Linked DNA regions of Homo sapiens: region 1 is linked to region 2. A link is a loop called in an ENCODE intact Hi-C map of the cell type or tissue named here. Cell type or tissue: B cell. All regions are shown on one strand. Each heading gives the region's core, and the rest is flanking DNA. Links, peaks and the distances in the headings are about the cores only.

Region 1 (11,907 bases), core at 3,237-7,236, 86 kb before region 2:
AATAGTTGAGCTCTGCCCTAGAAAGCATATTGAAATACATGAGAGTGACTTTTGTCCTAGGAGTCATTGATCTCACCTTTAATTTTTAAAGAGTAAATCACTCACCAGTGCTGTCCTGTGTGCTTAGTAACACATTATTTGTGACACCGTTTGCAAGCGTGTGTCATGACCTATGGTCAAGAGCTACTGGTCCAAATGGAAGACTGAAGAGCATCCTAGGAAAGTCAAGCTGCCTCTTGCAAGTCCCACCACCTCCATCCAGCGGCCTGCTTTGGGGGCCCTGCCCTTTGCTGATTAGACTCATGCTTCACTACTGGTAGTGAAAAGGAATCGGTATACCAAGTCCTCTTTGAAGGTGTGGTGGGACAGAGGGAGCTGGAAATCGAATTCTAAGAGGTGGAATAGTTTTCCCAAAGGGACAAATGCTAGGAAAAAAAGAAAAAAGAAGGCAACAGGGAATCCCATTCAGAACACTGCAAGGCCTTAGACTTCATGGATGCTCCATGGGCCACTGTGGTCATGGCTCTCTCAACTTCTCCCCAGGAAAACCTATCTTTGGTAGAATCACTGTCCTATTAAAAAAAGGCATGTTTGGGAAAGGAGAGGGAATACAAGTTAAACCACATGTACCCCGACTGGCCCATTATATTTTATGGCTACACTTTAGTAGGACACAAATAGGACTAGAAGCCCTCTCAGCTCCCTCTTTTCCGCTTCACTTCCCATTACTCCGGGGGTTTCATTATTTTAGGAGTTTAATGTTCGTCCATTTAACTCGAGAAGTCTGGGTAACCCGCTCAGCATAATGCTTTTACAATTTTGGTCACAAAGTGATATGACAATGAAAAGCCAGACATATTTCATTTTCCTAAGGTTGTGATCTCCCCAAAAATAGTTTTGTTAATATCAGAGGGAAGTGTTGCAAATAGATTGACCCTGGGAGTTACCCTTCTCTAGGCAGTCAGCTTGAGCTGTTAGGAGTCTGACGTGACCAACCCGTTGTACACAAGCACGAATGACCTAAAAGATGAAGAGAGCTACATCTTAAATATGAAGACACAGGAAATTATTTTCCCATGTCCTGTTTAAAGCTTTGACATTCTATGAAAACTAGGCAATATACATTTAATCAACATTCGTCTATTGACTGTTCATAGAATGATGCCAGGCACTCAGGGGTAATTCAAAAGAAATGGAAAGCATAGTTCATTTCCTCAAAGAATGTTTAATCGGAGAGAAGAGACATGGAGACAGTACTCATTAGGCAGGTAAGTTTCAAAGCAAGCTGTTTATAGTTAAGTAGGAATTAGGCAATAGAGATTCATCAGAAAAGGGAGATACTCACTTGGGCTATAGTGAGGAGGAAAGTGCCCGTCTGGAAGGTAAGCTACGCAGGTTTGGAAAGAAACAAAGGCAAGAGAAGAACTCATCTTCCAGAGGACTATTGCTGAAAGAGGCAAGTCAGGAATGAACTTTTATAGCAGTGTCATATTATTAATTAATTCTTTTCAGAGTACTCATTACTATCCTCTTACCTGACCAACAGGTCCGGGGGACATCGGGGGAAGTGGAGAAGAGCCATTTGGTCCATTTTACAGAATTGGCTAATATGTAAAATGGTTTTTGCAGAGTCCCATACCAAATTAAACTGAGCCTCACTTTCTATTTCCTCTTAAGCCACTAGCTTAAAAAAAAAAAAGAAGGAAATTGACCTCTTTTTACTCCTCTGGTCAGGACCCATGCTGCGAGTTGGTAAATGCCAAAAATTGAAGATGTTATATGTAACAACACATCGTAATGAGCACTTCTAATGATTATCTTTATGTAAAGATGAGAAAATTGAGGCTTACCGAGGTTGAGTCACTTGCCCAAGGTGGTGAAACAGGAGCTGAAACTCAGGGTTGTTCAGTTGTGAAGTCCAGGTTCTTAACCACTCTCTCTCAGGCTCTCCCAATAAGATCTCAGGGTTAGCAATATCAGCATCACCTGGGAATGCAAAGTCCCAGACCCACCCCACCTTCACAGAATCAGAAACTCCAGGGGTGGAGCCCAGCTCTCTATGGTTCAAAAAGCCCTCCAGGTGATTCTAATGCAAGCTCAGGTTGGAGAACTGCTTACAGTCACTTCTCTGGCTATTAAGCTTAAATGGAAGTTTAGTGTAAGCAGGGGATGCAAGAAAGATAAATCTCTTAGACTCAGCACCATGAGAGGAACAAAGCTTTTGGATATCTCTGAACCACTGATAAGTCTGCATGGGCCAACCTGTCTAAACATAATTTGTGTATGAAGACAGAGGCTGGACACAGGGACCAACTCCCAGGAGCATCCACTCCAGGGGGACGGCTGCCAAGCAGAGGTCATAATTCCAGCTCCACATCACCAGCACTGTGACCTTACACAAGTTCTGTAGCCTTCCCACATCCAAACGTCCTCATCTGCTCCTAGAGGCTGCTGGGTTACGTGATTTGTATCATCTTTTCCTGCTCTAAAACCTCTAGTCTCTCAGGCAATCCTCTCAGGGCCAAGGTAAAATGAGTTGCTAGATGGAGTGGCAGACTAAGAATCTGGGAAGACAGGATGACTTCCGAAGGCTTCAAGTATTCAAGAAGTAATGAAGGAGGTGGAGGCCGAAGCTAGGAAGTGTTCAGACAGGAAGAGAGCAGAAGAGGGAAGGCAGTGCATCCAGCTGTGGGAGAACAGGGGCAGGGCTAAGGTGAGCCAGGTGTGCTGTGAGATCAGTCTGAACAGATGAAAGCAGCGCTTGACAATTAGAGAAACAAGTAAGCAAAATTCTCAAAAAGAGAGTTTCACCGGGACCATGAAGTGTTTCTATTCAGTGGAGCCGTTGAATGCACTGATTATTGTTTTTCTTTTAACCTAGCATAGTTATTGTCAACCAAGGGCAATTATACCCCTCAGGAGACATTTGGCAATGTCTGGAGATGTCTTTAGTTTTCACTACTGGTTGGGAGGGAATTGAAGTTGCTACTGGCATCTAGTGAGTAGAGAGACCAGGGATGCTAGGATACTGCTAAGCATCCTATAGTTCACAAGACATCCCTATTCCCAACAAAATTAAATGGCCCAAATGTCAAGAGTACATAGGCTGAAAAGCATTGATCTAGCAGATAACCCCGTGCCCGAACATCTAATAACCAGTTTAGAAGCAGCACATAATGATGACTGTGCTACGTAGAGTTCTAAGTACTTTAAGGGCCAGTTTTCACAGCAACCCTCTGTCCTGTTGCTTTTTTTTAAAAGGTAGATTTTATGATTTTTTTAGAGCAACTTTAGGTTCACAGAAAAACTGAGCAAATGTGCAGAGGTTCCTCATAAACCCCTGGTTCCCACATATTCACAGCCTCTCCCACTATCTGTGCTTACTTTTAGTAGCTTCTTTTTACCGGTAAGAAACTGGGGTATAAAGACGCCCAGAAACTTAGCTAGCAAGGCGTGGCACTCAAATGTGGACTTGAGTCTGAAGAATTTGAAAGCCACCGCTCCTGTGTGCTACCCCGTTCTTTCTATGGCTCCGTTACCTTCCCTGTTGGGTTAATACGTCAGCTCTGCTGTAAGCACATGAGGCAGAAAGGGGCAAGCCAGGCCTGCTTCTGAAAATGCAGGGCCCTTTAATTTAGACCCTTCATCTACTTCAGACTCTCACTGTTATTTTACTGGATGAATTGAGGAGCTAAGGCATTGGACACAAACAGATTTCAAAAAGACAACTGCTTGATAAGAGTCTACGTGAAGTTATTGTTTGCTAGGCATTTAAATGCCTTTGTAGCCTTTCCTCATTTTTTCCAGAGGAGTCCTGGGTATCAGCTGATAGGAGAGGTGAACCATGAAAAATGCTGGGTTCCAGTCAAAGTAATTCCATTAGGGGCAGAAATGACTTGCTGAAACATGAGGAAGGGAAATCATTTGCAGCATACCAACAGCTGGGCCCAAATGACATCACTCGCCAAAATCAAAGGAAATGAGCTAATCAGATATGCATAAAAGCCCTTTTTGTTTGCTTGCTTAGAAAGTAACAATTTACTTTCAAACTAGAAGTGAAAAAAAATACCTCTCTGAAATATTTTGACCCTGATATTTTGCTTTTTAAAATTTTTTCAATTATTAGAGAAGACATGAAAATAAAATGTCTGAAATGTTCTCAGTTCACTGCATATTAGGAGGAATTACCACAGAAATGTTATTTTCACAGGTTCCTGCTAAACATTTGATGGCCCCCAGCCTCACATCCTCATCAAAGTTATCCATTGGTTTTTATCCATCACATCCCTTCACATTTTGACCTTCCTTTCTGTTTCCTAGCAAGTTCACCCAGACTGTGGTTGAGTAAATGCATATTAAATTAAGGGCTGAAGGCTGTGGGTAAAAGTGGAATTAAATAATGTTAAGTGAAAAAGGCCAAAGGCAGGGAATTCAGTGTTACCCACCTGGTAAGGCAAAGCAGGAAGATCCCACCATTCCACAAGGATGGAGGCTGGAGATGGTGCCAGGGAGGCGCTGGGTTTTGGGACACTGGTACAGGCAGCAAGAGTGCCCAAGGAACTGAGGTTTTTAGGTTCTAGTAAAAACCGTCTTCTGTTTCTCCTGGTCTCTCACCCCAGAGATGAACTGGGCAGGCAAATCAGGATTTTAGTGTGGCATTTGGAGATGCAGCTCAGTCTTCACTGAAGAGTTAGCTGGGGACACTCAGAGGGGAGGGTGTCAGGGCTCACTCTCTCAGGTGATAGGATGTTATGAGAAGTATTAGTGCTTTAGGCCAGGTGCAGTGGCTCACGCCTGTAATCCCCAGCACTTTGGGAGGCTGAGGCGGGCAGATCACGAGGTCAGGAGATCGAGACCATCCTGGCTAACACGGTGAAACCCCATCTTTACTAAAAATACAAAAATTAGCCAGGCGTGGTGGCGGCTGCCTGTAGTCCCAGCTATTCTGGAGGCTGAGGCAGGAGAAGGGTGTGAACCCAGGAGGCAGAGCTTGCAGTGAGCCGAGATCGCGCCACTGCACTCCAGCCTGGGCCACCGTCTCAAAAAAAAAAAAAAAAAAAAAAAAAAGGAAGTATTAGTGTTTCAAGCTGTAGAGTGGGTGTGGCCTGGGGAAGGAGGCTCAGAAAGCAGTGTCCAGTAACTCGTGAAGCATGGTTTTCCACTGAAGTCATCCAGAAGCCAGCTGCCATTCCAGGTACCAGAATCCCCAGTGGTAACCATGTTATTGTTATTACTATTATGGTGAGAATACTTAACATGAGATCTACCCTCTGAACACGATTTTAAGTGCACAGCATAGTATTGTTAACTATAGGGACAATGTTGTACAGCAGATCTCTAGAAGGTATTCATCTTGCGTAACTGGAACCTTATACCCATTGAACAGCAGCTCTACGTTGTCCTCTCCTCCAGCCCCTGGCAACCACCATTCTTCTCTCTGTTCTTATGAATTTGACTATTTCAGATACCTCATATAAGTGGAATCATGTAGTATTTGTCCTTCTGAGACTTGCTGCTATGGTTTGAATGTGTCCTCTCCAAAATTCTTTTTGAAACTTAATCCCCATTAAGAGGTAAGCCCTTTTGGGAAGTGACTAAGTCTTGAGGGCTCTGCCCTTATGAATGGATTAGTGCCTTATATTAATAAAAGGGCTGGAGGGAACTAGACTAGGCCCTTTTTGCCCTTCCACTTTCTGCCATGTGTGGACACAATATCCAAGGTGCCATCTTGAAGCAGAGGGCAGCCTTCACCAGACATGACTTGCCAGGGCGTTGTTCTTGGACTTCACAGCCTCCAGAACTGTGAGAAATAAATTTCTATTGTGTATAACCTACCCTGTCTGTGGTATTTTATTACAGAAGCACAAAAATGAACAAAGACACTGGCTTTTTTCACTTTAGGGTGGCCATTTTTAATGGGGCCTAAGTGGACACCCTAATATGCCAGGCCCCAAAAGGCAGAAGTGCTTGTGTCTGCCCTACAGGCACAGGGTACTGGGGCTGGGGCTGGAGCTAGGCTGGAAGAGGTGCAGGCCTTCCCTGCAGTCCCTTACCTGAGGCCTCTGTGTAAGCCATTCCTAGGGAAAGGGGCATTTTATATGTACCTTATCACAAAATAACCTTATAGTTCCTATTTTTCTCTCCAGTAAGAATGTTCCCTTTATTTTTCTGAGGAATAAAGAAAAAATATTTTTCATAAAATAAGTCTCTGAGAGTATCTTTAAAAATGTCTTTCTCTACAACTCAGCAACAACAAGAATAAACAACCTAACTAAAAAATGGTCAAAGGACTTGAATAGACATTTCTCCAAAGAAGATTTATGAATGACCAATAAGCACAAAAAAAGCTAAACATTGTTAATCATTTGAGAAATGCAAATCAAAACTATAATGAGACATTAGCTCACACCCTTTAGGATACTACTATCAAAAAAACTCCAGATAATAACAAGTGTTGACAAAGATGCAGAGAAATTGGCCCCTTGTGCTCTGTTAGCAGAATTGCAAAATGGTGGAGCTGCTGTGGAAAACAGTATGGTAGGTCCTCAAAAAATAAAAAGTAGAGCTACCATATGATCCAGCAATTCCACTTCTGGGTATATACCCAAAATAATTGATATGAGGGCCTTGAACAGATATTTACACACTCATCTTTATAACAACACTACTCACAATAGCTAAAACACAGAAGCAACCCAAGTGTACATTGACAGAAGAATGGATTAAAAAAATGTGGTATAGACATACAACAAAATATTACTCAGCCTTAGGAGGAAAGAAATTCTGATGCATGCTGCAACATGGATGAACCTTGAGGATATCATGCTAAGTGAAATAAGTGAGTCACAAAAACCCAATATTGTATGAGTCTACCTATATAAGGTACCTAGAGTAGACACATTGATAAAGACAGAAAGTAGAATGGTTTTTCTTTCAGTGGCTGGGGAAAGGGGCATGGGGTGCTATTGTTTAATGGGTAGACAGTCTCAGTTTTCCAAGATGAAAAGTTCTAAAGGTGGATGGTTGTGAGGCCTGCACAATAATGGGAATGACTTAATACCACTGAACTGTATATATAAAAATGGCTAAGATAGTACATTATATGTTACATGTATTTTTTTTTTTTTTTTTTTTTTGAGACGGAGTCTCACTCTGTCGCCCAGGCTGGAGTGCAGTGGGGCGATCTTGGCTCACTGCAAACTCCAGCTCCCGGGTTCACTCTCCTGAGGCCATTCTCCTGCCTCAGCCTCCCGTGTAGCTGGGACTACAGGCACCCACCACCACGCGTGGCTAATTTTTTATATTTTTAGTAGAGACGGGGTTTCACCACATTAGCCAGGATGGTCTCGATCTCCTGACCTCGTAATCCGCCCACCTCAGCTTCCCAAAGTGCTGGGATTACAGGCATGAACCACCGCACCTGGCATGTTACATGTATTTTAGAACACTTAATAGAATTGTCTCTCTCATGAGATCTGACTTTGGAGGTAACCACTACCTATGTGATTTGGAAAAGATTAACAGCAGCATTTTTACAGTTTATTGAGTGTTGATTACCTATCAGGAACTATACACATATCTCATTTAACCTTCACTACAACTCCCACAGGCTTTATTGTTTCATTATTTCAGAGGAGGAAACTGAGGTACAGAAAGTGTGAATGTCTCTTCCATAATCAGATAGGTATTAAGTGACAGAGGGTTGGAATCCAGAAGTGGCTCTGAAGTTCACACATCTGACTATCATGCTGCCTCATGCAGTTGCCATTCATTAAGCCTCCAGCAGTTACATGGATGACAGTTATAGAAAGAGGCAGAGCCAGAATGCAAACTCAGGTTTGTCTGACTCTAAAACTCCATCCTTGGTCCACTACATACCGCTGAATTGATTTTATTTATTGTGAAGACAAACTTATATCTTGTTCAATGACTCTCATCTTGACTAAGGCATTTTCCCATTTGATACTATAGGAGATAACACTGATTGAACTCTTCATGTGTGCCAGGCACTGTTCCAAGTACTTTGCATAGATTAACTGATTTAATACTCACGACAACACCAAGAGGCAGATTCCGTCATTGTCCCCATATTAGAGATGGGAAATCTGATGCACAGAGAGATGAAGTAAGCATGCCCATGGACACAAAGCTAGTGGTTGGCTGGGCAAGGTTACAAAGCCAGGCAGACAGTCTCTAAAAAGGTCATGCTCTGTAAACACCTGGCTACACTGTGTAATTAGAATTCACCCTGAGGATTTGGCAGAAAGTCTACACCAACAAACTTTGATTAAATAAAATATTTAGTGATGGAATGTGATGATATTCTAGAAGGTATTGTCTTTTAGAAGCACAAAATCGTATCTGATATTGATTTAGTTGGATTTTTTTGTAGACATTTCAGCAGAACTTATTTGAATTTCTTTTAAAAAGTTGTTACATCATCAGGCTGCTGTGTTCAATGGCTTCTAGAAGCCATTTGACCCTTTCATGGTAAAAGTTGGATGATGACAAAAGATGCTACTCTATGTGAAAAAACTGGATTTCAGGGCAGTTTTGAGGCTCTCTTTAGAGTCCAGCACATTTTGACTTCAGATGAGGCCCTCGATGAAACGGAGCTTGAAATATGACACCTGCTAAAAAGGCAAACTGAGGCACAATAAATTTTGAAAGAGTTGAGTTGTGCAAACAGTGATTCATGAATCTGGTAGTTCCAAATTGGAAGTGGCTCGGAAGCTCCACCAGAGGAACACGAGAGGGAGGTTTTTATAGGATAAAATTGGAAGTAAAGCAAAGCAAATATTTGATTGGTTATAGTCATACGGCTGCCTTATTTGGTCTCTCTTGCTGGAAGGCCCCTACTTATATAATGATAAGTGTTTTGGCTGCTCCTGATTGGTTGAGCTTAAGTTCTATTTTTCTTTAATATAGGCATTTACAAGAAAACTAGCTCAAGTTAAGTTTTGTTCATGCTTGCAAATCAAGGAGGGTTAAACTCACTGATGAGGCCTACCTGGCTTGGTCTGCTCAGGGATTCTTCAGTCCTGGTCTCCATTTTAATTTACTTTCACATGCCTCCTGGGGCCAGGAACTGGACTGGTGACCTCGCAGAGTTGGTGTAACTGAGAAGGAGGTGGTTGAGGCACTTCAAAAGCCTCAAAGCATTGTGGGTCACTGACTCAACTCACCTGTTGCTCTCACCTGGATGCTCTCACCTGGCATCAGCAGGGGAGGCAGAGTTGTCTTTACCCATCACACTCAGTGGGTACCCTTTTGTTTAGTGCATCCAATGATCTACAGAAATTCTTATACATGCTAGAGTTGAGTAATGATTGCTCTAGGTTAAAGAAATGAACAAAAGTCTGTATACACTGACGACTGGGTGTTCAAATATTCTGCCCTTAGGGGAACCATCAAATCTTTGGCGAGGATGGAGGGTGAATGGAGATTTCTGGTGTTCTTGTTTGCCTAAAGGGTTCAAAGTGGTTCCATTTTGTTTTAAATCTCAGCACATATAACCTTAATATATGTTAATGGAGATGTTTGTGACTGTGAGTTGAACACATATGATTGTGGTGGGTGCATGCGGTGGGGAGGAGGATGTGGGCTTAGGTTGTAAAGTCAACTCAATAAATTAAAGGTTTTAATCCCACCTGCTTAGATAAACCTGCTGAGGGCTTCAGGCAAGGGGCTCAGTGAAGGTCAAATATATATAGTTCAGCAAGCAAAAACTAACCTGAAAGCAACATGAGTTCCCTCCTTGCATTTCTCCAAGCGAAGGACTAGTTGATACACAATGTCTTAGCACAGTGGTGAGGGTTGGCACTAGACCCAGAATGTCTGGGCATAAATCCTGGTTGTGCCACTTACTAGCTGGGTCACTTTAAAAAAGTTACTTAATGTGGGTAAAGTAGGATTACTTTAAGATGGAACTACCTCACACAATTGTTGGGAGGATTGAAATGAAGGGAAATACAAGACAGGTGCTTAGAACAGTGCCGGGTACATGGTAAATCATAAATAAGTTTTAACTCAAGAGCTGTAAAATCGCATTTTCTCTCATTCTCTGCAAGCTGCTCAACATTTCTCTTCAGAATTACCCAGATTTCTTCCACTAGCCCTTTACCTCTTCCTCCTCTTGTTGCTTCTGGATCTTCAAAAGCCAAAAGCACCACAGTAAGGGAAGTTACCAGGAAGAAACTAACTAGAACTCTTGAATTGAGTGGAAAGATGTCTAGGAAAAGGTACACTTCCTTTTCATGCACACATAAGGCATTGTTGTCATCTCATTATCTTTACCATTATTGGAAGAAACACACTCCAAATAGCGATTAAGGATAGGATTATAAAGCATTCTCTTATAAAGACACACACAAACGTATGTTTATTGCAGTACTATTCACAATAGCGAAGACTTGGAACCAACCCAAATGCCCATGAATGATAGACTGGATAAAGAAAATGTGGCACGTATACATCATGGAATACTATGCAGCCATAAGAAGGATGAGTTCATGTCCTTTGCAGGGGCATGGATGAAGCTGGAAACCATCATTCTCAGCAAACTAACACAGGAACAGAAAACCAAACACCACATGTCCTCACTTATAAGTGGGAGTCGAATAATAAGAACGCATGGACACAGGGAGGGGAACATTGCACACCAGGGCCTGTAGGCGGGTGGGGGGCTAGGGGAGTGATAGCATTAGGAGGAATACTGAGTGTCGATGGCAGTTTGATGTGTGCAGCAAACCACCATGGCACGTGTATATCTATGTAACAAACCTGCATATTCTGCACATGTATGTCAGAACTTAAAGTATATATATATATATATATATAAAAGGAACTTCTAAGTCAATGCCCTCTGAGTTTGAATCTTTGCTTTGCTGAGACCACAGGAAGGTTCCAAAGTCAACAGAATCTGTTTCTTTTTCTATAAGGTGTGGTTGATAATACTGATCTTATTGGGTTATTGTGAAGCTTAAAGCTGGCAGTATCGTAATGTGCTGGCACACAGTAAATGTTCAAGAATTGGGAGTCATTGTTACTATATTTCACTCATTCTACAAAAATAAGAGGCAGGATGGGAGGCAAACATCAAGGTGGAAACCATCCAGCACTATTTCAGGCTAATACTAATAGAAATGCTGCTTTTGGGTTTGTTCCTAATATTGCAGCCCCCAAGACTTTCATCTTTAGCCTACTGGTCCTTGCTGCTTTACCCAGAATCAAGAAAATCTGTCTCTTTGCAGAGTTCACCTTTTCCAGAAGCTGCGTAAGAAAGAGAAAAACAAAGCCTAGTTTCCCAGGTTGCTATTCTCTCAGGATAAGAAAAGCCACTCGGAGGGTACCATGAGCGGAGGACGGGGAATGAGATGGAGGCGCAAAAGTTTATTAGAGGAAGGTGCGGGTCCCCAGGCCCCTAGAAGCCGGCTGTCTTCCAGGTCTAATTGCAGCACATTCCTGAGATCTGTCGTCACCAAGCCATGATGCAAACGCCTCAGCATTGTGGGTGGAGAGGAATTAGAATACCTATGAAAGTCACACAAAAACATATGCTGACCCCTTCAGACCTATGACCGTATTCTAAGTGGAGCCAAACTAAATGAAATCAAGGTCTCTGTCCAGCGTTTGAGAGCCAGTGAAAATAGGAACTCAGTGTTTCTCTAAATACACAGAGTGTATTACCTTAGTCATAAAATTGGGGACTTTCAAATCTAATTTGTTCAGCCCTAGTGCTGTTGAAGGCTGGGCAGGGTTCCAAAGGAAATCACCTCCACGCAAACAGAGATTAGCAGCTCTCCACTGGAGACATATGGGAATGATTCCCTATAATCTCCAGTAATTGTGGCTGCATTACATTCAAATCCTGTTTTCAATTTTCTTAAACTTCTAGACTGATTGTGT
Region 2 (11,907 bases), core at 3,322-7,321:
GGCAGGGAAAGACAAAGGGCAATAGGAAGTTATTTAGAGCCCACTAGAATTGTCTTTCTTTTTATTAGGATCATTATTGATTTGGGTCGCTATTATTTTTGTTGGCACTGAGTTTTCCATTTTTAATCTCACATTACATTCTTGCAGCATTTTAGAGTCTATAAATCTGATCTATGTGTCCTCTGATTTCATTTGCTTTGTAGGCATTGAACAAGTTAGGTTTCAGAATAATGAGATTAGGAAAAATAGGAATCTCCAAGATCATGCTACTTATGTTTTAGCACGAGCCATCTCAGGTGTTCCCCATGGCTTCACTGCCAGGCAACGTCAGAATTTGGAACAGCTTCCACATCACCAGAGGTCTAGACTTCAAAGTGGAAATCATTCACTGAGTTTCTGTTAGTGCAATGGTGTGTGGCACTGTGGACTGGGGTAAAGATACAACCCTTATTTTAGAGGAGGTTTCAGTCTCATGGAAAGATAAACAGCTCCTTAAGTAATCATAAGCAGTGGAGAACAGATGAGGTACAAGTTGGGGTAGAAATATCCATGCTCAGCGTTTCAGGGGACAGGTCGAAAGATAGTTTTAATGTTTTGGGATAAATATGGCATAAGCCTATTGTTTAAAATTGTTTTCACATAGAAAACTTTTCATAGAAAAGTAAAAGAAAAAAAGTAGACTATATCTTCAGACCCCACTACTCTGAGATAAAACAATGTTAAAATCCTATTTAACATTCTTCAGATATCTCTCTGTAGCCATCTGATTTTGCAGAGCTGTATGAATGAGTATAGCTGTAGATAAACAGATTCATATGTGAAATCACTCTACACGTGCTGATTTGTAAACCTCTTTTTATTTTAGAATATCACATCAACAAATTTTAATATCAATAAAAATAGAATTGTCACATCATTTAAAAATACTTGTATCCTATTTCACTGTATGGATATACCATGTTTAGCCAGTACCCTTTTGATAGTTGTTTCAGTAGTTTGCAATTCTTTGTCATTATTAGCAATGACGTGATGTTCATCCTTCTGTGCACATCTTGTATACTTAGGTGAATGTCTCTTTAGGGTAAATTTCTAGAAACGGTATTGTTTTGGATGACTCACACTTAGGATTTGACAAAAATTGCCAAATTGCCTGATAGGCTACTTTAAAGTTTCAGGTCCCAGACATCTGGTCACGGGGTAGTCTTTTCTGCCTTGAAGCTCACTGTTAGCTCCCTGGAACTTGTAAGAAAGGCCAAGGTAGAAAGAATGTGGAGGAGGAAACACACCTAACATGTGCCTGGTTCTACAAGGTTTTTTATGCATATCGTCTAGTGTAAGTCCAACATCATTCTCAAGAAATTGGTATCATCCTGGTCACTTGATATAAAAGAAGGGCTTGGAAGTTCAGAAGCTGGGTCAATGTCTTCTCTTTTTCTTTTTTCTTTTTTCTTTCTTTTTTTTTTTTTTTAAGACAGAGTCTTGCTCTGTTGCCCAGGCTGGAGTGTAGTGGCACGATCTCGGCTCACTGCAACTCCACCTCCTGTGCTCAAGTGATTCTCCTGCCTTAACCTCCCAAGTAGCTGGGACTATAGGCATGCGCCACCATGCCAGGTGATTTTTTTTGTATTTTTAGTAGAGATAGGGTTTCACCATTTTGGCCAGGCTGGTCTTGAACTCCTGACCTCAGGTGATCTGCTTGCCTCGGCCCCCCAAATTGCTGGGATTACAGGCTTGAGCCACTATGTCCGGCCTGAAGCTGCGTCAATTTCTTAATTTCTCAAAGAAAGAGAGAAGTTCAGCACTGAAACTTGGGCATTCATGGAGTTACAAGATGCCCTGGAGACCTAAAAGATGAGTAATAGAAGTAGGGTGAAGAGAACAAACTTTATTTACTTTGAATGTTTGCCCCAAACTCCACTTTGTCCTAGTCCTACTAACACTCATTAAAAACCAGCACTATGTATGAGTGCTGTGCCACTGCTGTCTCTGTAACTGGCAGCACTTGCTTAGGGCTCCTAAGATTGGCTCCTTATGGGGTTGGCTTTTTCATGAACTTCGGTGTGAGAAACAGGTAAGTTTCCTACTTCTCTAAGATCTTAATATAGGAAAAATTAGCCAGAAGCTTGTGAGGGGAAGCTAGCCAAGGTGTGTGTTTGCTGGAAATAAAATCAGTGGGCCTTCCAGGGCTGGGGAAATGGACTTGGGGGTATTTCTTCACCATCTGTCCAGTCTCCAGTGTGTCTTGATAGATGGTTTTCCCCTATAACCCATTAGTCACCTCATCCCTCTCTCTGAGCTCTGTTTTTTGAAATATGGTTATCTCATTTGAATAGCAATGAGTAAGTGCATTGGAAGCTACTTGAATGCATTCTGAATGCATTAAACTGGAAACATACAATTCAGTGACATACCTATTGCCAAACTATAGTAAAAGTTGAAGTGATTAAAACAATTTAATGGCATGAACATGCATCCAGAAAGGAAGAGAGAGAGAGAGAGAGAGGGACAGTAATTTTTTCCAGTGCAGCATCAGCCCAGTGGTTGATACTTTGGAAGAAGTGGGTGGAGGCCCTTGCCAAGAGAAAGTGAAATAATTGATGAAGACCCAAAGGAAAATGTCCTTGATCTTGAAGTTATTACTTCATTTCATGAAATACCTTAAAAGTCAGTGAAAGACTACAAAGTCAGAAAGTCAATTGTTTTTTTTCCCCTTGGATACAATTCCAATATGTGCATATAAACACGTCACAGAGTTCTCTTAAAAAAAAGTATAGCTTGGGATCTAGGTCATGCTTTCAAATAGCCTTATTATACCCGTTATGAAGTGGACACTCAGGTATTTGGCTTGGAACTTTTATCCACACCCAAATGGCTGGGTGATTTATAACTTGCTATCCACATTCTCATAGCTGTTTGGTCAATGTTAAAGCCTCAAATTAGGCTTGACGTTTATCAGAAAATACACACACACACACACACTGAACTATCATTCAGCAAATGATGTCATAGGCTAACCACTATTTCCAAGTACCTTTGCACTGGAGCTAGATTCTAGTTATATGTTCTTCCTCCCTCCCTCCCTCTCTCCTTCTCTTTCTCCCTTCCTTCTCTCCCTCTCTCCTGATGTTCTTTCCTTTCTCCCTTCCTTTCTTCTTTTCTTTCTTCCTTTCCATTTTTTTTCTTCTCCCTGTCCCTCTCTCTATTCCCTCCCCTCCTGTTTCTCCTCCTCGTTCTTCTTTTTAACATTCATAGCACGGGAAATAAATGATTGACTTCTTCTTGTCTTATTCCAACTGATTTCATTCTCTTTTGTTTTGGAAATAGTGCTAAAAACCTCAGGAGGAAATGTTTTTTGTTCAGTGACTGATCTTGATACTTCCTGCTTCTTGTCAAGCCAGAAATAGCTCCTCAACAACTGCAACCAGGGAGTAGCAAGAAGTGCGAAAATGAAATAAAAATTTGTGTATTTCTCCGCACAGAAAAAAAATCCATTGTTCATTCATAAATAAATAAATATTGATTGGGCTCCTCTGATGATAGGTCTTGTGCTCATGCTGGGGCTACAGCAACAGACAAAAAAAGAAATGATTCCTCATATCACTGAGCTCAGAGTCCAGTTGATCAATACTTACCTTGAGAAACAGTGCTGTGGACATGGTCTGTTACCCTCCCAGGTAACAGGAGGAACATTTGTTTCTCCACGTGTATCACTATGGGGTCTGGGGGAATTAACACTATCTTCAGCTAATAGTCAAGCCCTAACTGGCCTAAATTGATTAATATAATCTCATCCCTAGAGTACAGTATAGTACAGTTATTGTGTCAGAGATGGACACATGAACTATGTTGGTCCAATCAGAGAGAGTATCTTTGCTTAATGACTAAGGAAGGAGAACCAACTTCTCTCCTCTCTCTCTCTCTCTCTCTCTCCCCCTTTCTCTCCTCATTATCTTCCTCCCCATTCCTGCTGAATGTGAATGAGAAAGCAACAAGTCATACTGTGGCCATGAAGGGGGCCAGGCCTAAAGTGAAAATGGAAAGCAGAAAGAAATCAGGTATTTGGTAACATAGTAAGCTGCTGGATCAAACCCTAGCTAAAGCTTCTTGATGTTCAACTACTTTCTTCATCTATATACAGGTTTTACTTGCATTTCCTACCCCTTAGAGGTAAAAGAATACTGATACACACAGGGATGTATGGCTTATTCAACAATTTGAGAAATACAATATTCTACTCACAAAAATGTTCCATGTAACTGAAATGATACTTTATCAAATATACTTGATTTATTTTTTATAATTATTCTAAATTATACACATTGATGCCTTAAAAATTATACCAAATAAAAGATGTGAGAAGTACTCATATAATCCTAAATACTTCCTCCATGTTCCATAGTACACTGACATCTTTGCAAACTACTGATGTGGATCGAATTGTTGTCTACATGCTAAATATTTCTGAATACCACCCTTTTTTAAAAGCTGCACTTTGGAGTTTTGCAGTTATATTCTTAGCTTCCAGCTTCCACTCTGTGTGAAGATCATGACGCCAACCTTTAATAGCTATTTATTCCATATAAATTACTGCTTCTAAATCTGTTACAAGCTGGGAAACCATATTACTGAGTTTGTTAGAATTGTTTTTAAAACAAGAATGAATGGACACTACGTAAATGCCTTGGGGGCAGGGGGCAGGCAGCAAGTCTCCTGTCTATTACATGTTCTTAACCCTATTGTTGGAACTCTAAGGCTCCATGTAGAGGCCTGAGAAGCCTACACAGGAGATAAGAAAACAGAGCTGTGGGGTCCTGGGAACACCCCCTCCCCATTTCTGCTTCAATCAGCGCATTTCCATTTTTATCTGTTTTATGTAACAGAGTTCTGAAAAAGATTTCATTTGAAATAAAGATTCAATTCTTTAAAGAAAAGAAATGCTCCCCTATACCAGCGTATACGATGGAATACTGTACTAGTTATTTTCAGGTAGAATATTTTCCATAGTAGAGGTAAAGTCTTGGTTTTGGAAACTTACCTACACAATTCCAGTGAAGAGAAATAAGAAATAAGAATTGCAGTCTCTGCCTTGTGGAAAATGGCTTAATTTAGTTTTACTAATGTTGCTTATTCAAATCTCATCTCAACAAAATGCATCTTTGCAATGTCAACAGTCCATTTTGCTCCATTAAATCTAAGGTGTTATGAAGCTATAAGATATAAGGTGTTATGTAAGATATACCATTATTGTATGTAGAATTAAGAAAGAAAAAGCATGGCCAGTTAAACCATACACTGCACATATCCTTTGTGCACCACTTCACCTACAACAGTTCTGTGTAGTGTTTGGCCTGCTTCTGACTGCTTCCTGCCCCAGAATTTCTCTGACACTGCACTGCAGAATGCCTGCAGCCTTGACATTTACACACCTGCAACTTAAGGATGTGGGGAGGTCATGCTCCATGGAGCAACCCACAACCAACTGTAGACAATGTCCTCACAGCAGATGATTCTAAGCCAAATTTCATAAAACTCTCCACAGAAGGTCCTGGGTGAATTACTAGTCACATACAGGCTAGGCCATTCAATAACATCACCTTGCATTACCTTTCCCCACTTCTTGTTCACTTGCCCTCTCCTGGCCCTAGAAATCCATTCTCAAATAAGCTACCTGCATGCAAACCTTTGTCTTAGGCAGGCATTGTGAATTGTAAGACATATCCCAATTTCAGAGATGTTAAATATTTTCATCTAAGAATCATGAAATATGGTCCTTTATGAGAATAAAAGACAAATTTGTTAAGTAAACAAGTTGATATCAAAGACCGTCACCCTATACTTAAATAAATAAATAAATAAATAACACTGCAATTTTATTTGTAAATTGTTCTCCTTTGCTTCTCATCTACAGCCCAGGGCAATGTTCCCACTGAGCACAATGATGACACTTTGTCCCTGTAAGCTCCTCAGGCTTCAAAGAGGGATTAGAGAGTTCACTTCACTCTCTGCAGAGAAGTACAAAAGTCAATGAGAGACTTTTATGATCTCCCTCCATACCTGCTCCTCCTAGGTTAAATAAATGGCACCTCCATCCACCCAGGTGTTCATAACAGAAACTAGAAATCATTATCAGGTTATGTAAAGTCTGCCTCTTTAGAATTTCTCAAATCTGTATAATTCACCTTATCTTCACTGCACCACCTATTTCATGCCACCATTACCTTTCCCTGGGCATTCATTGCCTCTGAACTGGTCTCCTACTTCTACTTTACCCTACTCTAACCCATTTTCCATATTATTCTTTCCATCCATCCATCCATCCATCCATCCATCCATCCATCCATCCATCCATCCATCTATCCGTCCGTTCATCCGTCCATCCGTCCATACGTCCATCTATCCATCCACCCATCCATCCATCCGCCCATCCATCCATCCGTCCATCTGTCCATCCATCCATCTGTACATCCATCCATCCATTTATCATCCATTATTTTGTCAAATAATTATTGAATGTTTATATGCAGGCACTGTGCCAGAGTTTGAGGAGTCAATGTTGAACAAGAAAAATATTGTCTCTGCCCTCATGAAATTTTACAGACAAGTATAAAATCAGGTTACATATCTATAAAAATGTTCATATATGTGAATATTTCAGATTATATATTTATACAAATCAACTTGACACTTTATCAAATCTACTCGATTTATTTTTGATGGTAATTATTACAAATTATACACATTGGTGCCTTAAAAATTATACCAAATAAAAGATAAGGAAAGTACTCATATAATCCTAAATACCTCCTCCATGTTCCCATAGTACACTGACACCTTCGCAAACTATCACTGTGGGTTAGATTGTTGTCTACATGCTAAACATTTCTAATATTTTCCTTTATTAAAAGCTGCATTTTGGAGTTTTACATTATATTCTTAGCTTTCATCTTCCACTCTGTGTGAAGATCACTCTGCCAGCCTTTAATAACTATTTCTTCCATGAAATATATATTTATATATTTATAAGTATATTTTACATATATAAATGTTCTGATTTTTATATATAAATTAATCTGAAATGTTCCAATTTTTATATATTTATGTATAAATGACAAATATTTCAATATTTTTATATTAAATATTTAAATAGTATATTTATAAATAATATATACATAAATATAGATAAATAAACTTGACAAATATTTAAATATATATTCATATGTAAATATATATGTGTGTGTGTATGTATACACACACACACACACATATATATATAAATCTGAACATTTTATTCCCTTTCTTTAGTGATACTCAAACAACTTCCAAAATCTTAGCAGGTGAGCCCTATAAGATCTTTCACAATCTGGCCCCTCAATATCTAGTCTTGCTGCAGATCACATTGTGACACCCTCCCTCTCTCCGTCCCCCAACACACAGGCACCAGCTACAGTGGCTTTCTATCAGCTCCTGTAGCATCAAGCTCCTTCCCATCTCAGGTCACCAACTTTCTCTTCTCCACCTGAAATATTCTTCTTTCTCTTTATTTCCTGGTTAACTCTGATTCCCCTTCAGAAGGAATGCCTTCTATGAAGCCTCTACCAGGCTGAATCCCACTCTCCTAAGAACACATCACATGCTGTGGCACTCATCAAAAGTTTAATAAAATAATACATTTTTAATTTGAGGTTTATGTTTTTTGTTAGACTGCAAACCTATCGATGGCAGAGCCTTTCTTTATTGTATATGCAATGAGCAGCTCAATGCCTTTCATATAGTAAATGCTCTTAAAACACTTGTTAAATGTGTTTAAGAAAGGTCTTCACGATAGCAAAGTAAAAAGAATATTGGACAATGATTCAGGAGGCCAAGGATCTACGCTTTATCCTTCTTACCCTTTGTGGGCTGCACATATGCCACTTGCAAAATAAGTGGATACCTACAGAGATCTAAACTCCCTTACAGTTTCAATTCCCACAGACATAGGATTTAACAATTTAAAGGATTAAACCTCCAAATTCCAAGTTTTCACAAATGCCTGAATTTCAAATGTGCTGGTACATCACAACACTCTCCTTAAAGTGCACTGGGCACATTTTAAGGAGTTTAAATTGAAAATATTTAATGTCCAAATATATTCTTATTTCAATTGAGATATATAACATGTATATTATGTTATATATGCAATCTGAAATGTTCAGATACATATATAATAGATATTATATATAAACACATATATATAATATATTTATAATTTGTTGAAAAATTTGCCTGAGGAAATAAAAAACATGGTGTTTTTATGGTAGATTCTGAAAGGTAGCTTGAAAGAAACAGTAAAAAAATTTAAGAATCATCTCTAAGTTAATATTATAGAATCCCAAAGCATTAGATTTTAAGATTTTTTATAAGATTCTCTTAAGAACAATTTGAGTTAACAATTTATTGAATAATCACTATATTCTAATAAGATATTTTGTTCATTATCTATATAGTTCTGTGGTTTGCATGTGGGGGTCCCCTCCAAAATTCATGTTGATAAAGATGGCAACAATAGAAACCAGGGACTACTACACTGAGGGAAGAAGGGCAGAAAGGGTTGAAAACTATTGGTTACTATGCTCGGTACCTGAGTGATGGGATCATTCATACCCCAAATTTCAGCATCATACAATATACTCAGGTAACATACCTGCACATGTACCCCCTGAATCTAAAATAAAAGTTGAAAAATTTGGGAGGCTGAGGCAGCGGATCACTTGAGCCCAAGAGTTTGGGCAGCATGGCAAACCCCTGTCTGTACCAACAAAAAAAAGAAAAAAAAATTAGCTGAGCATGGTAGCATGAGCCTGTAATCCCAGCTACTTGGGAGGATTGATTGAGCTCGGGAGGTCAAGGCTCCAGTGAGCTGTGATTGTGCCACCGCACTCCAGCCTGGACAACAAAGTGAGACTCTATTTCAATTTTTTTAAAAGTCGAAAAAAAGTAAAATAAAAAACAAACAAACAGAAACCCAAAATTCATGTTTAAACTAAATCCCCATTGTGGTGGTATTAAGAGCTGAGACTTTTTGGGAAATGATTAATTCGTGAGGACTCTACTCTCATGAATAAATTAATGCCCTTAAAAAGAGGCTTCAGAGAAAACTCTCTCTTTTATGCCCTTCTGTCCCTTCTGCCATGTGAGAACATGGCATTTGGCCTCTTTGGAGGATGTAGCAAGAGGCTCTTACCAGGTACCAAATGCTGGTGCTTGATCTTGAACTTCCCAGCTTCCAGAACTGTAAATAACAAATTTCTGTTCTTTATGAATCACCCAGTCTCGGGTATTTTATTATAGCATCACAAACGGACTAAGTCATATAGCCATTCCAACTTTCCTTTGTTTGTATTTTGTGATGCATCTTCATTTCATCCTTTTACTTTCAACTTAACTACCATCTTATATTCAAATTTTATCTCTTATAAATGACATATAGTTAGGTCTTTTTCAAAAAGTTAGCTTGACAATCTTACTAGGGTATGTACCTTGACTGTACTTACTGATACTCACTGGGGCTTTCTCTTTTCTAGTTATCTATTTTTTGTTTATTTCTTTGTTCCTTATTCCTGCTTTCCTGCATTCTTTTGGATGCCTCATATGTCTTTTATTCAATATTTTGTTCTTTAATAGTGTTTCAACTGTACATTCTTGTATTTTATTTTTAATAATTTCCCTAGATACGTCAGTATGCAATCCTGAATTTAACAGTCTATTTAAGACACTTATGAGTTTAACCACTTTTATTTTACTCTCCACCCTTTGTGCTATTGTTGACATATTTTCTTCACTCTTATGTGATAGGCTGTACAAGACAGCACTATTACTGTTCCTTAAACAGCAATATTTGTTTATATTTTCCTATCTATTTATCCTTTCTGGTATTCTTCATCTTTTCCTGCTTCCACCTGGGTTCATTTTCCTTCAGCCTGAAGAATTTCCTGTAGATTATTTCTTAGAATGTCTATTTGCTTGTAATAAATTATCCCATATTTTGTTTGTCCAAAAGTTCTTTATTTCACATTAATTCTTGAAAAATATTTTTACTGAGTACAGAATTATAGATTAGTAATTTTTTTCCCATAAGCACTTTAATGATATAATTCCATTGTTTTCTGGCCTTAATAATTGCTAACGAATAGTTAGTTGTTAGTCTAATTATTTCTTCTTTGAAGGTAATGTATCTTTTTCTTCTGGCTGTTTTTAAGATTGTTTTCCTTGTTCTTTGTTTTCTAACTGCTTGAATAAGATGTGCCTATTTAATTTATTTTTTAATCTTACTAGAGATTCATTGAGCTTCTTGAATCTGTGTGTAATGGCTTTCATAAATTTTGGAAAATTCTTGACCATTATGTATTTATATGTTTGTGTCTGCCTCACCATCCTTTTTCCTAGTGTAACACCAACTATAGGTATTAAACCTTTTTATTGTTTTTCATATGGCTCTTATACCCTTATACTCCCTTTTATTCCTTTCATTCTTTCTTCTCTTTGTGCTTTGTGGATATTATTCATTGGCCAGTCTTTGAGTTTAATAATTATGCCTTCTGTTACATCCATAGTCCTGTTTGAAAATTGTATTTGAAGTTCTAGAATGTTCATTTGATTGTCTTTATATACTACAACTCTTGGTTGAAATTCTAAAAATTTTCATCTCTTAAATCTATCTTGTCAATTTTCACCTCTATTTTCCTTAGCATATTAACCATAGTTATTTCAAACTCCTCATTTGCAAACTTCAATATCTGGATTATCTGCAGGTCTGTTTCTACTAGATTTTTTTTCTTGCTGTTTCTTTGCCTATTTTTTATTGCTAGATTTTTATTGCCTAGATTTTATTGCTGTTTCTTTGCCTATTTTGTGTCTAGCAATTTTTATTCTATTCTGGACATTTAGAATAAGAACTATAAGGTCTTCATATGGTATTTCCTACCAATAGGGGTTCCCCTTTCCATTTTTTAGACAGACACAGGGATAAACAAATCCCTATAATCCTATAAGGGATTAGTTGGGTTTGGATTGGGTTGAAGTTTTAGTAAGATTTATTCCATCTTTGGTTCCTCAAATGTGACCCTCCTAGGCTTTTGACTGGGAGCCTTGAGGTCTCAATTTCTTCAACTCTAAAAGTGCTAACCTTTCTAGATTTCGAATTGAGTTCTTTACCTTCACATATTATGCAAGTTATTGGTTGTGTACGTTTTGTAGAGTCCCCTCCCTCTAATGAGATCTTTTTCTCCTAAGTCCCTAGGGTGACCAATTCATGACGGTTTTCCTGGAACTCTGTTGGCGTTAAAACCAAAAGACCCACATTCTGGGAACTCCCTAAGCCCCAGGTAAACTAATACAATCGGTCACACTATAATCCCCACGAGACAGCAGGAGTTTTCACTTTTCCTTTCTTTCCCAGGCCCCAGTCTCTCACGCCTTCCTGGAATTCAGCAAATTTCCCTTGTATTTGAGCTCCTCTATTTTCCAGTTTATCATTCCAGATTTTGACTGCCAAAAAACTGCTGACTTGTTTTTCCTTTATAAAATCCCTCAATTTTGTTTAAGTTCAGTTCTTAGGTCACTCCCAGTGATACAGCTTTGATATTTGTCCCCTCCAAATTTCATGTTAAAATTTCTTCCCCAGTTTTGGAGGTGGAAACTAATGGGAAGTGTTTGGGTCATGGGAGAGGATCCCTCATGAATGGCTTAGATACTGTCCCTATGGTAAAGAGTGAGTTCTCATTTTATTAGTTAATATGAGAGCTAGTTGTTCAAAAGAGCATGGCACCTCCTTTCTCTCTCTCTTGTTCTCTCTCTCACCATATAATATCAGCTCCCCTGCCCCTTTCACCATGGCTGGAAGCTTCCTGCAGCCCTAACCAGAAGCAG

The links. Peaks named below come from ENCODE experiments on the same cell type or tissue, not always from the same donor. Only the 100,000 strongest peaks of a DNase experiment are listed, where the experiment ranks them.
Region 1: it touches region 2 in a loop (3-fold over the local background); 2 of 110 quality-filtered maps call a loop at or near these places.

Annotation. Positions count from the first base shown.
Region 1 is chr5:158,591,347-158,603,253 of GRCh38, reverse strand. No RefSeq gene overlaps it. Among named protein-coding and RNA genes, the nearest start is that of LINC02227, 190 kb to the right of the region's middle. RefSeq lists enhancers at 11,076-11,704, 11,195-11,907. In B cell, for the core only: no CTCF peak of the experiment used is centred there; DNase peaks (open chromatin) are centred at 3,933 and 5,103; H3K4me3 peaks cover 374 bases.
Region 2 is chr5:158,505,159-158,517,065 of GRCh38, reverse strand. No RefSeq gene overlaps it. Among named protein-coding and RNA genes, the nearest start is that of LINC02227, 100 kb to the right of the region's middle. In B cell, for the core only: no CTCF peak of the experiment used is centred there; DNase peaks (open chromatin) are centred at 3,475 and 5,445; H3K4me3 peaks cover 850 bases; H3K27ac peaks cover 1,636 bases.